2 separate regions of the Homo sapiens genome follow, and region 1 is linked to region 2. The links are chromatin loops, found by intact Hi-C in ENCODE. Cell type or tissue: sigmoid colon. All regions are shown on one strand. Each heading gives the region's core, and the rest is flanking DNA. Links, peaks and the distances in the headings are about the cores only. Region 1 overlaps NXN (nucleoredoxin). Region 2 overlaps NXN (nucleoredoxin).

What was found. Peaks named below come from ENCODE experiments on the same cell type or tissue, not always from the same donor. Only the 100,000 strongest peaks of a DNase experiment are listed, where the experiment ranks them.
Region 1: it touches region 2 in a loop (2.1-fold over the local background); 2 of 110 quality-filtered maps call a loop at or near these places.

What each region holds. Positions count from the first base shown.
Region 1 is chr17:953,242-956,145 of GRCh38, forward strand. All of the region lies in intron 1 of NXN (nucleoredoxin), which reads right to left. Among named protein-coding and RNA genes, the nearest start is that of NXN, 25 kb to the right of the region's middle. RefSeq lists an enhancer at 1,901-2,401 and a silencer at 2,492-2,720. In sigmoid colon, for the core only: no CTCF peak of the experiment used is centred there; a DNase peak (open chromatin) is centred at 1,466.
Region 2 is chr17:846,022-848,925 of GRCh38, forward strand. The region is part of intron 1 of NXN (nucleoredoxin); the gene reads right to left. It overlaps LOC124903894 (a long non-coding RNA gene), which reads right to left. Exons shown (of 2, transcript XR_007065574.1): 2 at 464-1,048. Among named protein-coding and RNA genes, the nearest start is that of MRM3, 65 kb to the left of the region's middle. In sigmoid colon, for the core only: no CTCF peak of the experiment used is centred there; no DNase peak of the experiment used is centred there; H3K4me3 peaks cover 1,356 bases; H3K27ac peaks cover 704 bases.

The DNA.
Region 1 (2,904 bases), core at 202-2,701, 110 kb after region 2:
CCATCTCTACCAAAAATAGAAAAATTAGCCAGGCATGGTGGCTCACGCCTGTAATCCCAGCTACTTGGGAGGCTGAGGCAGGAGAATCGCTTGAACCCAGGAGGCGGAGGTTGCAGTGAGCTGAGATCGCGCCACTGCACTCCAGCCTGGGAGACAGAGCGAGACTCCGTCTCAAAAAAAGAAAAGACTATGACCCCCCTCCCACCACAAGCAGGACGAGGCACCTCGGATGCCCCACACCCCCTGTCCCTGAGGACGAACTCTAAGGAACAGGAGAAACATTTTTATAACTTCCTCGCGCCCAGCATAAACCTGTTAGGATTCTCCAGCCAGGCCCAACCTTATAAACCTATGTCAAGTTCAAACTATACTCTCAACAGTTGTACTTATCACTCCACAGAGAATTCACACTCCCTTCTCTAAGGAGTCCAGAGTGAGACAGAGGCTCGTATCTGTCATCCCAGAACTTGGATTGCTTGAGCCCAGGAGTTCAAGACCAGCCTGGGCAACATAGTGAGACCCCCATCTCTAACAAAAATTTAAAAATTATCTGGGCGTGGTGACACGCGCCTGTAGTCCCAGCTACTCAGGAGGCTGGGGTGGGAGGATTGCTTGAGCCCAGAGGTTGAGGCTGCAGTGGGCCATGACCGTGCCACTGCACCCCAGCCTGCGTGACGGGTGCGGGAGGATGATGGTGCATGCACGTGGTCGTGTGGCTCCGTGCTGCGGCTCCTCTCTGTCTAGCAAAGTGCAACTCTCAACTCCAAGGAGACCTATGCTGGGTTTCACAAAGTACTTGAAAGCACACCAAGATGATTCTTGAATAACTGGCATTAGACACGATTCTCACTCCTGGCCAGGCGCCGTGGCTCATGCCTGTCATCCAAGCACTTTGGGAGGCCGAGGTGGGCGGATCACCTGAGGTCAGGAGTTCGAGACCAGCCTGGCCAACATGGTGAACTTCCATCTCTACTAAAAATACAAAAAAACTTAGCCAGGTGTGGTGGTGCACGTCTGTAGTCCCAGCTACTCAAGAGGCTGAAGCAGGAGAATCCCTTGAATCTTGAAGGTGGAGGTTGCAGTGAGCCGAGATCGCACCATTGCACTCCAGCCTTGGTGACAGAGCAAGACTCCATCTCCAAAAAAAAGAAACGCTTCCCGCTCCTAAGTTTTGGGATACCTAAATTCTCTCTCGAGTCAAGTGGCAGGTCTGACCCGGCAGCCTCCCTTCCAAATTCTCCAGGCTCAGGGCAAGCACGTGTCCGGGGCTGTCCTGCACCAACTTTTTGTTTTTCTCCTACTCAGGCATATTCGACCTCCCTGCTCAGGTTCCAGTGACTTCCTCAGAGCAACAGGGCTGATTCCCACGACCCCAGGCCCCAGGGCCGAGTGCCAGGTGCTCAGGTCGCAGCTGTCCCTCAACACCACTCGGGAAGGGGGCTAACTGCCCGGACGGGCCCCAGGATCACGAGCCTCCTCTCCTTCCCTGATGGCCCAACAGGAAAAAGTACTGTGGCTGCCAAGCCATCTGGATGGAATGGAATGGCTCTCTACCAGTTAGGGGCCGCATCGGCCTAGACTCCCAGATTGAAGCACCTGACCTTCTGTAAATTCCTTTCTTTACATTGCACATATTTCAGCGCTGGTATTCCCCCTCTTAAGAGCTCTGAGCTGTTGTCCAGTGAGGTAACATGTTTGTTTTTTCAGCCCTGGGTTACAGCCACTCGAGGCTTTCCACATAGGAGGTCTGCCCCGCGTCCCGGGCCTGACCCCAGCCCTTCCACAGGAAAACAACTCTGCTGTCAGGAATGAGCCCCCGCGACGGGGAGAGTGGTCTTTTCTAGAGGCTGGGATATGTAAACTCACACGGGAAAGATGGGCCTGTGGTATTTCCCTCTTTTCCAGCATGCTCATCTCTTTCTTTTTTTTTTTTTTTTTTTTCCTGAGACAGAGTCTCGCTCTGTCACCCAGGCTGGAGTGCAGTGCTATGTTCTCAGCTCACTGCAACCTCCGCCTCCCGGGTTCAAGCGATTCTCCTGCCTCAGCCTCCCGAGTAGCTGGGATTACAGGCATGCGCCACCACACCCTGCTAATTTTTTATTTTTTTTAGTAGAGATGGGGTTTCACCATCTTGGCCAGGCTGGTCTCGAACTCCTGACCTCAGGTGATCCACCCGCCTCGGCCTCCCGAAGTGCTGGGATTACAGGCATGAGACACTGTGCCTGGCCTCATCTCTTCTCTAAGAGCAAAACTTGGCAAAGTCTGACAGACACTGGTTGGACTTCTTTTAAAGGCTACCAGGAAAACTGCCAAGAAATATGACTGGCCCAGCCAGACGCGGTGGCTCACGCCTGTAATCCCAGCACCTCGGGAGGCCGGACGCGGTGGCTCACGCCTGTAATCCCAGCACCTCGGGAGGCCGAGGCGGGCGGATCACAAGGTCAGGAGATTGAGACCATCCTGGCTAACACGGTGAAACCCTGTCTCTACTAAAAAAAAATACAAAAAAAATTAGCCGGGCGTGGTGGCGGGCGCCTGTAGTCCCAGCAACTCGGGAGGCTGAGGCAGGAGAATGGCGTGAACCCGGGAGGCGGAGCTTGCAGTGAGCCGAGATTGTGCCACTGCACTCCAGCCTGGGCGACAGAGCGAGACTCCATCTCAAAAAAAAAAAAGAGAGAGAGAGAGAAATATGACTGGCCCAGCCATACAGAGGCTGAGAATCTGGAGGCTGGTCTGCCATCTGACCGCCTCCTCCCTGAGCCTCAGTTTCCCTGCCTGTCAAAGAAGACTGTGGCCACATAATCCCCCTGTCCTTTCCAGGGTATCATTCAGTGACTGCATTGTTCAATATTTTGAAATAAGGGCATTTAATTATGATGACAGCACCAATAAACACTGAGACTC
Region 2 (2,904 bases), core at 146-2,645:
CAGTGAGCCGAGATCACACCACTGCACTCCAGCCTGGGGGACAGAGCGAGACTGCATCTCATAAATAAATAAATAAGGTTTTAAAAATTAGGTGTTAGGAATAATGCTCACAATTTTAAGGAAATTGCCAGGCACGGTGGCTTGTGCCTATAATCCCAGCACTTTGGGAGGCCAAGGCAGGTGGATCACAAGGTCAGGAGTTCAAGACCAGCCTGGCCAAGACAACCCCATCTCTACTAAAATTACTAAAATTAGCTGTGGTGGTGGGCGCCTGTAATCCCAGCTGCTCGGGAGGCTGAGGCAGGGAATTGCGTGAACCCGGGAGGTGGAAGTTGCAGTGAGCCAAGATCGTGCCACTGCACTCCAGCCTGGCGACAGAGAGAAATTGTCTCAAAAAAAAAAAAAAAAAAGAAAAGAAAAAAGAAAAAAAATTTTAAGGAAATTGAACACACGAACAAAGGACTTTTAGCAAAGCAGTTTTATTTTTGCACAGAGGGGTGCCCCTTTGGCCAGTCGCCATGAGAGCACACCTGAACAAAGGGGCACAAAAGCCTTCATTCCTGACACAAGTCCTGCCCCTGTACCCTTTTTTTATTGGCCGGAGTCGGGTCTTATAATATAAACTAATCCCAGTTGGATAAACATTTGATTTTTTTTTAGATAGGGTGGGTACGTTAAAGAAAAGTGGAGGGAAAGGGGAAGGGGTGTCTGTAATGAGCCAGAAAGTTAGTCTTTCTTTAAATAAGGAAAGGAATGTGAGCTGGTACTGATAACGCTTGGTACTGTGGCATGCTGGGCACTTAACAAAGGCGAGAAGGGAAAAGGAGAAAAAAGGAGAAAAATGGTGGGGGTGGAGGGGTACAATGAATTAAAGAATAAAAGATTGATCAGATTATTTGAAGAGAAACCTCATCATATCCCACATAGTCAAATCATCTCGAAACTTTCCGCAGCTTCTGGTAGATGAGGAATGTGACTACGTAGCGCCTACCGCCCCAAATGCTATTATAAATTCCAAGTCGGCAGGGTGAGCTTTTCCGTGTCCGCTCTGCAAAATGAACAGAAGAGCAGGAAGTGTGGTTGGTGGGAACCACGGAGATGTTTGTCATCTCGGCACCGTCCGTACCTGTCCCCCCGCGGAGCCACTAGCACTCGGCACAGCTCCCTTCTCAATTTCCTATTTGATTGTTATTTCACAAGGGCTTTTTTTTTTTCCCTTCTCGGCTGCGTGGAAAGCTCTGTTTCTTGGCAGAACTTTCCAGTGCCCAGTTATAAACCCCGTGTTGATCACTTTCCTGCTTCAGGAAGTCCCCACTGAGCCCTGGGCCAAATGACAAGGAGGGGAGAGGAAATATTTACAATGATGTGAGAAACTCCCAGCCTGGAAAAAGAGATCAAAGAAAAAAGTCAGAAGGGACCGTTCTGCACGGAGCCTGGCACGTGAAGGCTTTCTCTAAATTGGCCTGGACCGGTCCACAGCGGTAATGTCACCTCACTGGGAATCCGGCAAGCCAGGCGTGTCCACAGCTCTGCAAACAGCCTCAGCCCCACTGCCACGGACCAGCCACGTCCACAGCAAAAGGAATCGTGTCCGACACTAAGAAACTGTGACCACCCAGTACCAAAGATGCCTTTATATAGAAACGGACTGTGGCTTGCATTCTTTCCCTCCACCAGCTCCTGAAATGAAAGGGTTCCGTCACACAATGAAATAAGTAACAGCAGGGAGAGAGAGAGAGGGGAGGTAAATTGTTTGGAAAGTAGAAGACAGGGTGGAAAAGATGAAATTCAAGACAGATGTGTGAGACCCGCAAACATATGTCTTTGAATTTATGCATCCAAGTGATTGATGTAGAATAAGAAAAAACAGCTACAAGCCCAATAAAGAAATAAATATAGGAGTAAATACAGAACAAAGTATCACGTTCCCCACTTCTTCCAGACCAACATCAATTCTCGTCTCTCTTTCTGCTACATAAAGTTGTTACAAAACGGGGCGAGTGAAGGATCGAAGATGAAACACTACGAATTAAGCAGAGGTTCTCTGTGGTCCCTGACACCCTCAGGAGGACGTCAACCCCTGACGATTCATTTCCAATTACTGAACGTTGATTTCCTGTTTTGTTTTTTTTTTGAGACGGAGTCCTGCCGTGTCGCCCACGCTGGAGTGCAATGGCACGATCTCGGCTCACTGCAACTTCTGCCTCCTGGCTTCAAGCAATTCTCCTACCTCAGCCTCCTGAGTATCTGGGATTATAGGCACCCACCACCACGCCCGGCTAATTTCTTTGTATTTTTAGGAGAGACAGGGTTTCACCATGTTGGCCAGGGCTGGGCTCAAACTCCTGACCTCAGGTGATCTGCCCGCCTCAGCCTCCCAAAGTGTTGGGATTACAGGCGTGAGCCACTGCGCCCAGCTGATTTCTTGTCTCTAAAAGGTACTGCTACGGCTTAACACGAGCAGGATTTAAAAAATAGTAGCATTTGCCAGGTTCGTGCCTGGTCATTAAGAAAAAATAAAGCAGGAAATTTAGATGGGCGTTTCCATCAAAACACAAAGTCCAAGGCTCTGGCCGGAAAGCCATTTTTACAATGCAGTCAGTATTCGTGCATGTCACTTTACTTCCAAACAGCGAACTCAAAGGGGCCACCACACGATTGGTTCCAAATGCCTCCTACTGAGAGACACAGGCAGCTTGCCTCCTGGTTACCTTCTCTGTTTGCAGATTCAGAAGCTAACAAGAAAGCGGACAGCAGCAGGAATGGCCCTGGATGTCAGATGCATCAGACAGAGAGGCTGAAGTGTGGTCTGAGGACAGATCGCCAGGGGTGGTGGAGATGACGGAGGTTTTTCTGGATAGGCCAAGTACCTATCCACTGCTCAGCAGGACGTCGGCTCCATAC